2 separate regions of the Homo sapiens genome follow, and region 1 is linked to region 2. The links are chromatin loops, found by intact Hi-C in ENCODE. Cell type or tissue: mammary epithelial cell. All regions are shown on one strand.

Evidence for each region. Peaks named below come from ENCODE experiments on the same cell type or tissue, not always from the same donor. Only the 100,000 strongest peaks of a DNase experiment are listed, where the experiment ranks them.
Region 1: a loop joins it to region 2, with 3 times the contacts of the local background. A loop is called at or near these places in 5 of 110 quality-filtered maps.

What each region holds. Positions count from the first base shown.
Region 1 is chr3:33,370,343-33,375,342 of GRCh38, forward strand. It overlaps FBXL2 (F-box and leucine rich repeat protein 2), which reads left to right. Exons shown (of 15, transcript NM_012157.5): 6 at 2,750-2,818; 7 at 2,918-3,013; 8 at 3,236-3,362; 9 at 3,505-3,579; 10 at 4,946-5,000. Among named protein-coding and RNA genes, the nearest start is that of UBP1, 68 kb to the right of the region's middle. In mammary epithelial cell, a CTCF peak has its summit at 2,694 (motif pointing left); a DNase peak (open chromatin) is centred at 2,469; H3K27ac peaks cover 338 bases.
Region 2 is chr3:33,714,935-33,719,934 of GRCh38, forward strand. CLASP2 (cytoplasmic linker associated protein 2) reads right to left here and starts at 3,320. Exons shown (of 39, transcript NM_001365631.1): 1 at 2,874-3,320. The coding sequence starts at 3,068. RefSeq lists a silencer at 3,052-3,391 and an enhancer at 3,592-3,681. In mammary epithelial cell, a CTCF peak has its summit at 2,015; DNase peaks (open chromatin) are centred at 2,047, 2,987 and 3,317; H3K4me3 peaks cover 2,491 bases; H3K27ac peaks cover 2,627 bases.

The DNA.
Region 1 (5,000 bases), 340 kb before region 2:
GGGAGGCGGAGCTTGCAGTGAGCCGAGATTGCACCACTGCACTCCAGCCTGGGTGACAGAGCGAGACTCCGTCTCAAAAAAAAAAAAAAATTGCTGAGTCTAGAATTCTGTAGTGACTATTTTTTGTTTTTTGTATTTTAAGGATGGTGCTCCTCTGTTTTCTTGCTTTTTCATTACCAGTGATAAATCTGCTGTCACCCTTATGTTTTATTCTCTGTACATAACATGGCTTTGTTTTCTGGCTGTTTTTAGGGTTTTCCTATCACTGGTTTCTCTCTCTCTCTCTTCCTCTCTCTGGAGTCTCACTCTGTCACCCAGGGTGGAGTGCAGTGGCACCACCTTGGCTCACTGTAACCTCCACCTCCTGAGCTCAAGTGATCCTCCCACCTCAGCCTCCCAAGTGGCTGGGACTACAGGCACACACTACCACGCATGGCTAATCTGTCACTGGTTTTGATCAATTTGGTTATTATATGCCTTGGTGTGTTTTTCTTCATGTTTCTTGCACTTGTGGTTCTTTGAGTTCCTTGGGTCTATGGGTTTATTGTTTTCATAAAGTTTGGGGAAAATTTTGGCAATTATTTCTTCAGTATTTTTTCCTTCTTCCTCTGTCTCTCTTATTTAGTGATTCCAATCGCATGTATATTAGGTTGCTTGAAGTTGTCCTACAGTTCGTTCATGCTCTGTTCTATTTCTGTTTCTGTGTTTCGTTTTTGATAGTTGCTATTGCTATGTCTTCAAGTTCACTAATCTTTTCTTCTGCCATATCTAATCTGTTGTTAATCTCATCCAGTAAAGTTTTATATCAGCCATTGTGGTTTTCATTTTTTTTTTTTTTTTGAGATGGAGTCTCGCTCTGTGGCCCAGGCTAGAGTGTAGTGGTGTGATCAAGGGTCACTGCAACCTCCACCTCCCGGGTTCAAGTGATTCTCCTGCCTCAGCCTCCCAAGCAGCTGGAACTACAGGCATGTGCCACCATACCAGCTAATTTTTTTTTTTTTTTTTTTTAGTAGAGACAGGGTTTCACCATGTTGGCCAGGCTGATCTTGAACTTCTGACCTCAAGTGATCTGCTTGCCTCAGCTTCCCAAAGTGCTGGGATTACAGGTGTGAGCCACTGCATCTGGCCGGTTTTCATATCTAAAAGTTTAACTTGGATCTCTTATTTTTCCATGTGTCTACATAACATGTTTAATTGTTAGCTTCATAGAAATATATTCTAGGCAATAACATTATAACTTTTAATACCTTTGTTGTTTATGCTATTTGTGTCAGTTTAGAGTAGGTTTTGGTGGATTACCTTTTCTCTTTATTGTGGATATATTTTCCTCCTTCTATGAAAACATGATAATTTTTTGTTCAATGCCAGACATTTTGAATTTTACTTTGTTGGGTGCAGATATTTTTGTATTCCTATAAATACTCAGGTTTTGTTCTGGGATACAGTTGACTTAATTGGGAATAGTTCCTGTTAGGTCTTGTTTTTAAGATTTGTTAGGTTGTACCAAAGCAGTGTTTAGGGCTAATTATGCGCCACTCCTAAAGGAAGACTATTCTCAATACTCTACCCAATGCCCCAAGAATTGTGGCATTTTTCACTCTTGGTTGGTAGAAATGGGCACTATTCCTTGCCCTCGGTGAGCTCTGGCTACTGTTTCCTTTAATGCTTTTTGTTCATTCTGATTCCCTGGCCTTGGGCTTTGGGTAGTTTCATCACATGCATACATTGATCAGTGTGGTACTGAATTCTTTTTGTTGTTGTTGTTGTTTTGGAGATAGAGTCTCACTGTGTTGCCTAGGCTGGTCTCAAACTCTTGGGCTCAAGGGATCCTCCTGCTTTGGTCTCCCAAAGTGCTGGGATTACAGGCATGAGCCACCATGCCTGGCCTGTACTTAATTCTTGAGGGGCACCCTCCACAGATCTCTGGAGTTCTCTTTGTGACGTTCTCTCTACTCCAATGCTCTTGCCAGATAACTCCAGCTGCCTTGGTCTTCCTAGAATTTCAGCCCCATTTCTTCATCTCAGACAGTCCCATCAGGCTTGGTTCCCCCTACCGGTACCAGGGCAGGTTGGAAGGAGCAAATCTCAAAGCTGTATTTCAGAATGATGGAGACGACCTGAGCTAGTCCTTGCTGAATATGTTAAGCAGTGAGTGGTGAATAGGGCGTTTTAATGTGCTGCTTCTGGCCTTGCTACCAACCCACAGATCAATGAGGAAGTTCCTCTTCATGACTGAATGTCCTCACCAGTAAAATGAGTGGGTCTTGATACTGATTAACTGCTAGACGTCTTCTATCAATCGCCAGAAATGGTTTCTCTGGAAAGGCTCTAGGGTAAGCAAGTGACAGCATGGCACAGTACTAGAAGATTTGCCCCCTTGGTTCAAATTGATTTTTTTGTAGAGCGGAGGGAGCAGGGAGCTAGGCCTCTATTCTCATGATTCGGTGATGACTCACCAAGCTGTGGGTAAAGGAGAACTGATTGATAGGTAGTCTAGGACTCTGCTTCTCAAAACGTGGTCCCTAGACTAGCAGCACTGGCATCACCTGGGAGTTTCTTTGAACTGCAGACTGTCGAGCCCCATTCTAGATCTATCATCAGAATCTGCACTGTGACAAGAACCCTAGCTGATTGTTACGCGCTTTAATTAAGTTTGAGGGAGCGCTGTTCTAAGCGTGAATGGTTTCATATGCCCTCTAGTGGCTGTCCAGCAACTTGCAGGGAGCTTTAAAATGTTTTCTCATTTTAGGACCTTTGCACAGAACTGCCGAAACATTGAACATTTGAACCTCAATGGATGCACAAAAATCACTGACAGGTAAGTAATGAAGATTAATTGGTGACCAAATAGCCACGGGGAGAGAGAAGGGAGAGAAACGTGGTTGAAAATATCTTTAGTGCGTCTGCTCTTTTTCAGCACGTGTTATAGCCTTAGCAGATTCTGTTCCAAGCTGAAACATCTGGATCTGACCTCCTGTGTGTCTATTACAAACAGCTCCTTGAAGGGGATCAGGTAAGAGTGCCCATTGTTTGTGTCAAGAGAAATACCCAAAGCTATGAACATTCTGGAAACCTTCTTAATGGTCACGTTGGATCCAGCAAGAAATAGGTGACTCCAAGAGGTCCCAGGCATGGTCTCCCCTTCGGAATTTCTTGTGATGTACTAAACTCAGAGTTGGTCATTAACTCTCTACAGGAGAGACTGCACATAAGTTTTTGTTTCTTGTTCTCTCAGTGAGGGCTGCCGAAACCTGGAGTACCTGAACCTCTCTTGGTGTGATCAGATCACGAAGGATGGCATCGAGGCACTGGTGCGAGGTTGTCGAGGCCTGAAAGCCCTGCTCCTGAGGGGCTGCACACAGGTACCAGAGGGTTGATACAGCTGTTTGTGTTATGTGTCAGGTGTGGGCACATCATCCAGAAAGCTGCTTTTGCATTTTTCTTGGTGTCCCACTGTTCCCTCACCTGGATTCCAGCTGTCTTTTGTTTTCTCTGTCCACTCAGTTAGAAGATGAAGCTCTGAAACACATTCAGAATTACTGCCATGAGCTTGTGAGCCTCAACTTGCAGTCCTGCTCAGTAAGTAGCGTGCCTTTCCTGAACACTGTTTGCTCTATCTTGTCTCCCAAAGCAGTCTGCCTCAGGCCTCCCTGCAGCCCCCTAGGCACCTGAGATGGGCTGTGTTGCCACACCCTGATTTCCATCCTGTGTCCTTATATAACCTACCAATTTGTCACAAGCTGGAACAACAACAACAACAAAAAGGAATCATACTCAATATAAAGCCACTGACATCTCCCCTAAAAATAATACAGACTAGGTCTTGATTTTGTTGAATAGAGTATTAGGGACGCTATTGAGGAATGCAGTGAATTGGTCACTAAATAGTTTTAAGACATGAAGTGTCTTTTTTTTTAACTTATAAATTAAGGATGATGACTCCTCTCACGTTGTTTCAGTGGATAAAATGAAATAACACATGCAAAAATGCTTTAAAGAATAAAACGCATAGGCAAGAGCAAGGTGGCATTTTCATCAGGACATTAGCCTATGAAAAACTATTGGTCCTTCTCCACTGCCATTGTAAATGTTGATAATTGAAGAGGATGCTTGCTACATCCTACCAGGTTTTCAAGGGGAACATAGATTTTGAGAAAGGTAAGGGAAAACCCTTGCATTCAGCTTTAAATGAATATATTATAAATCTTTAGAGTCCCTAGTGGTGGGGAAAAAAACCAGAAACTATCTTATGGACAAACGTTGACCATATGGGCCAGGACTACTCAAAAATAGGACCTTGACTTACGTGTAGCATAGCAGTGGCTGATGGCTTGAAGTATAATATAGATGTGCGTGTTTATTTCTATATGAAGTAGTCTGTTTAAGTGAACATATTATTTTGAATCTTCATGGCCAAATTCATAGAATTTAAGGTATTTATCAATAATTTTGTGATTTATTTAATTTTCCTATTGTCTAAAACATTTGATGAAATATAAATATATGTGTATATTGTAAATATCTAAAGCATTAATCTGCAGAAATCCAATCAAATATTAATGTCAGTTAAACTAGGAAAGCCTCAAAAGTTCTTTAATCAGATTTTTAAATTATGAGTTTATAAATTTTATGAAAAAATCTATATTTTGATGACTAGTGAGGGAGAAATGGAATTTTAAACTTTTATTCTCCATTTATATTATTTAAAATTTTTACTTTATTTTTTCCTGGATGCATGTATCTTATCTAAATTGCTGAAATATTTTAAAGCTGTGCAGAGATAACACAAGTACCTGTCTACCCTCTACTTATTTTGTTGAAGTTATTTGGATAAAATGCTAGTAATCAGCAACCAAAACTGAACAACAGCAGATACTTTTCTGCTGCTCCCGTTTTGGTATTGCTGGTGTCCTCTGACTTTTCTTTCTGTGCTGCTTTTCCTCAGCGTATCACGGATGAAGGTGTGGTGCAGATATGCAGGGGCTGTCACCGGCTACAGG
Region 2 (5,000 bases):
AATCCTATGATGTTATACCTGCCCAGTTACTGCCACCACATTTAGAATAAAATCCTATGACTTTACAGCTGCTTCCTCAACTTCGTCTTTCTTAACACCTCACTCATTTAAACTCTAGCCAGGCTGGCTTTATGTTCCTCAACAAAACTAGGGTCTCTGAATTTGCTGTTTCCTCTGCTTCAATCATTCTTGACTCTTATGTTTCTTCAGTGTCTGCACTCACATGTCACCTTTCTTGACCACCCAAAGTAGAGTCTCATAATCATTTCATACCATGTTGATTTACAAGCACATGCTATCTGAAATGATCTAATTTCTATACCTGTCTACCTCTTTCTAATGCAATGGCAGGGATCTCACTTTCCCATCTTCTGTTAAGTCACCTTCTCAATGAGGTCTTTAACGACCAACTATTTAAAATTCCAACATATGCATCTTGCCTAGTATTCCCTATTCCCTTCATTGTTTTTTTCTCCAAACCACTTATCACCATCTAACACACTATACATTTTATTTATCTTTCCTGCTTATTCCTCTCCTCCTACTAGAATCTAAGTCCACAAAGACAAGGATTTGTCTTTTTTTCACATTGTATCTGCAATGCCTAGAAGAGTAAGTTCCTGATAATAATAGGTCATCGATAAATATCCTAATGCAGCTGAATGAATGGGCCTTGTCTTGTTCAAAGCTGGATGGATCCTTAGCATCTTGAATACCCAGCATACAGGAGGCACTCAAATTTACTAACACAATGACTGTTAAGACACTCAGATTCTGAAGTACTACCAATTCAAAGAAAAACTGTATTTTGTTCAGTATAAACTGAAATTGAAGTATGATTCTATTTGTATGTTCAAAAGCTCCTATGACACACTTTTTAAAACAGTTAAGTATGTTTTATTGTATCTTAAGTAAAAAAAAAAAAAAAAAAAAAAAAAAAAGATTACCCAGTTGGGTAACTTAGCTTATAAAACTTAAAGCAACAGATTAATTAGAATGCCCTTTCCCTAGCAATGTCAGAAAAGTTTCTATGCTATAGAATTCAACAGAAAGGGAAGAACTAGTGATTTAGGAAAGAGAGCAGAATTGATGGATCAATGTCCTTGAGTAAGCAAGAAGGCATGGAATCTAATACTTTCGTGGAGGGAATTGCATAAATGAGGAAAACAGGCAATTTATCTATTCTAACAAGGAAAAAGGAAGATTATATGGTCACAGCTACAAGGAAGTGTATAGACAGGTGGTGGGAGACTATGGCAGTTCTCTTCTGACTGCTGAAATTGTCTTGGGCTACATTATCTAGTGAGGAGCATGGAGAAAATACGTAGTGAAAACAGAAAAGAACCCGGATGAGACCCCTGATGGATTCTAACTCTTAAAGAACAGTTAAAAACACAGCACCGAGTAGAAGTAGGGCTTAGAGGCATAACAGAAAACTAGCATACTGTGGTATCACAGAATATCAGCGTGATTGCTCAACTGTCATTCACTGAGGTACATCTGAGGAGTGAAATGGCCCAAAGCCAATTCACAACAGCCCGTGTAGAAGATGGCACACCAATCTTAACTTCGGAAGGGGTGCAAACATTACCAAAGCGCTGTCTTTCTACAACAGTCTATGCTGTAGCATAAAATCAACTATCTTGAGTGTGAATATGTATATGCCTTTCTTACAGAGTAAATTTAGCTTGTTTCTTCCAAAGAAATAATCTCCCAAATGGTAATGATATATTATTAAATTACCTTTTCCCCAAACGTTTTAAAAATAATAATCAAGAGATGGTATGTAATGAAGCATCGACGTGGGTAACTCTCAAACTTTATTGTCCTTGTAAAAAGTCTAACCTTTCCAAAACTCATCTGGGCTTTACCATTAAATCTGCGTCATAATTCTAGAGTTTGTCTTTCTTCTCTTTTTGAATAAAAGGTTTCAAAGTACAGCCTATTCGCTGGATCATGAGAATATGTTACTAAGAAGAATCACTTCATCCATGGGAAGCTGCAGTCAGCATTTTAAAGCAACACTGCCACCAGAAGACAAGAAAGAAAAGTAACTACTAACGACTACGGGGCAAGTTAAATACAAAATATTTACCTGGCCTCCCAACGCGGCTACATTACACCCTGCCTACCACCAACTCTTCAGAAAGGCTCATTCTTTCTCGCACCTCATCTTTGTAACTTTTTCCCCCCCAGCATTAGCCTATCTACTAAGACACATCAACCTAAAATCGTATCCTAATGTCCTATCTGTTGGTCTGGGTAGTGTTTACACAGGTGAACACAAATGTCGAAGTCTTTCACTGATTTTTTTTTCAAAATAAGTGATCAACATTGTGTCCTAGTAACTCCGCAACGTGTCACGGAATCGCTGAATTTGTCATTGTCCACAAGTGTAGAAAAATGTGGTCACAAGTCAGTCCTCGGCTCGCGTACGAAGAGGCGGTCTGCCCAGTGGGGACGCGGGACCCCCCTGTTTCCCCTATTTTTATTTATTTTTTACTTTTTTTGAGACAGAGTCTCACTCTGTCGCCCAGGCTGGAGTGCAGTGGCTCGATCTCGGCTCACTGCAACCTCTGCCTGCTAGATTCAAGCGATTCTCCTGCCTCAGCCTCCTGGGTAGCTGGGATTACAGGCGCCCGCCACCACGCCCGGCTAATTTTTGTATTTTTAGTAGAGACGGGGTTGCACCATGTTGGTCAGGCTGGTCTCGAACTCCTGACCTCGTGATCCGCCCGCCTGTGCTTCCCAAAGTGTGTTTCCCCTCTTAAGCAGTGGTTCGGACGGGAGCTTTCCCGGCCCGGCGCTCGCGTCCGGGATTAAAGGGCTGCCGCGGAGGGCGTGACCAGCCCAGCCTCGCCGCCGTCGCTTACCCGGTAGTTGCTCGAACCCACCCAGCCGGTGAGCGCGTCGACTGTCTTGCCTAGGCGGCCCAGGTCCTCCTCCAGGTCCGAGATGGCGCCGGGGGCGCCAAGGTAGAGCAGGAGCTCCTGGCCGACCTGCAGCCGGCCGCCGACGTCCTTCTGCTGCACCTGGGCGCAGAAGTACTCCATGCTGCGGGGCTCCATGGCTGCGGCCGCCCGCCCGCCTGCCAGTCTGTGAGCGGCCAACTTTCGCCGAGAGCCGCCCAGCCTCCAGTGCGGGTCCCCGCGGGAGCGGGCGGGACTCACTTAGCCCGCCAGGGGCGCGGCTTGCGGGGCGCAGCGGGCGGCGGGAGGAACGCCAAGCGCCCAGCCGCCCCCAAACTAGTCAAACTCGGCGCCCCCCGATCCCCAGCCCGCTTCAGAGGCCGCGGCCGCGGGCGACGTCAGCACGCGCGTGACGTCAGCACGACGCCGGCGAGGGCCCTCCAGTCCGGCTAGCGTTTTGCTGCGGAGGTGGTGGAGGTGGCTGCGGAAACCGCTGGGAGCGATAGGACCTCTAGGGAGACTTGGGGTCCGAGTTGGGCCGAGCCCCCTGGGAGGCGGGCCGTTCTTTGCTAGCCGCTGTCAGGGCACCCTGCCCTCGCCCTGTGAAATGTGGAACGTTTCCAAGTTTGCCTCCACTTGTATTCAACACTTAGGAAAGTACTTGGCATCCCCCTTTCCCGCCCCCACTGCCGGTTTAAAAAAAAAAAAAAAAAAGAATACACTCCTGACTTCTGCTTCCAGCCACCACCACAGTCACTGTGTAATACTTAAAAAAACAAAACAAAACAAAACTTAGGTTTGCCTAAAGTAAAACGCACAGATTTTCAGCGTACACTTCATGAGTTTCGGCAAATGTATTCACCCGTGGAACCGCCACCCCAGTGAGGGTACAGCACGTTTCCAACACCCCAGGAAGTCCCAGGACACTTCCCAATTATCTGCTCTTCCCTAGGCAATTCTAATTTGATTTCTAGCATGGTAACATAGTTTTCCCTGTTCCTGAACTTCATACAGTCTGTGCTTCTTTGGAGTCTGGTTTCTTTTAGCATAACGTTTGGGGTCCATCCAGCGCTGTTGGTGTCTCAGAAGTCCATTCCTTTTTATTGCTTTCCATTCTGTGGAATCACTACCATTTGTCGATCCATTCACTTGTTGGTAGATATTTGGGTTGTTTCCTATTTTTTATAATTATGAATAAAGCTGCTACAACGGTTAGTGCACAAGTTTTTGTGTGGATATATTTTCTTCTCTCATGGGTAAATAAATACCAAGGACTGGCATTACTAGGTCTTGTAAGTTGTATGTTTAACTTTAGAAGAACCTGCCAAATTGTTTACCAAAGTGACTGGATCATATTAAATCCCCACCAGCAATGCTTGAGAGTTCCAGTTGCTCCACAATATTTGATATGGTCAGGGTTATTAGTTTTAGCCATTCTGGTGGGGGTAAAGTTGTCTAATACATTCCAAAAGCACACTGTGTTTATCTTCTTGACAATTATTCCCAATCACAACAAAATGATTATTTATGTAATATCTTTCTCTTCTAATACACAGAAAGCTCCAGGAACCTTTGTGTTTTCCTAGGGTGGTGCCTAGCAAATAATGGGTGGCCAATTTAAGTTAAATGAGTGAATGAATTCAACAAAAATTGATATTTGAAATATTCACAATAACTAAGAATAAACAAACTCAAAATTCAAAGAAATTGACTGTTTTCTGTGTTCTTTTTTCAGTATTTCTGTGTTTCACATTGTATTGAGTTTGTAAAGTTTCTTCCATCTTTAATTGGTTGTAATTTCCCTCAGACTATGCCTCAATCAAGTAAACTATGTGTGATGGTTAATTTTATGTGTCAACTTGACTGGGGCAAGAGATGCCCAAATAGCTGGCAAAACATTATTTCTGAGTGTGTCTGTGAGAGAGTTTATGGAAGAGATTATCATTTGAATTGGTGAGCTGAGTAAAGCAGATGGCCCTTCCCAATGTCAGTGGACATCATCCAATTCGTTGAGGCCTGAACAGAACACAAGTGTGGAGAAAGGCCAAATTCACTCTCTCTGCTCGATCGGAAACATCCATCTTTTCCTGC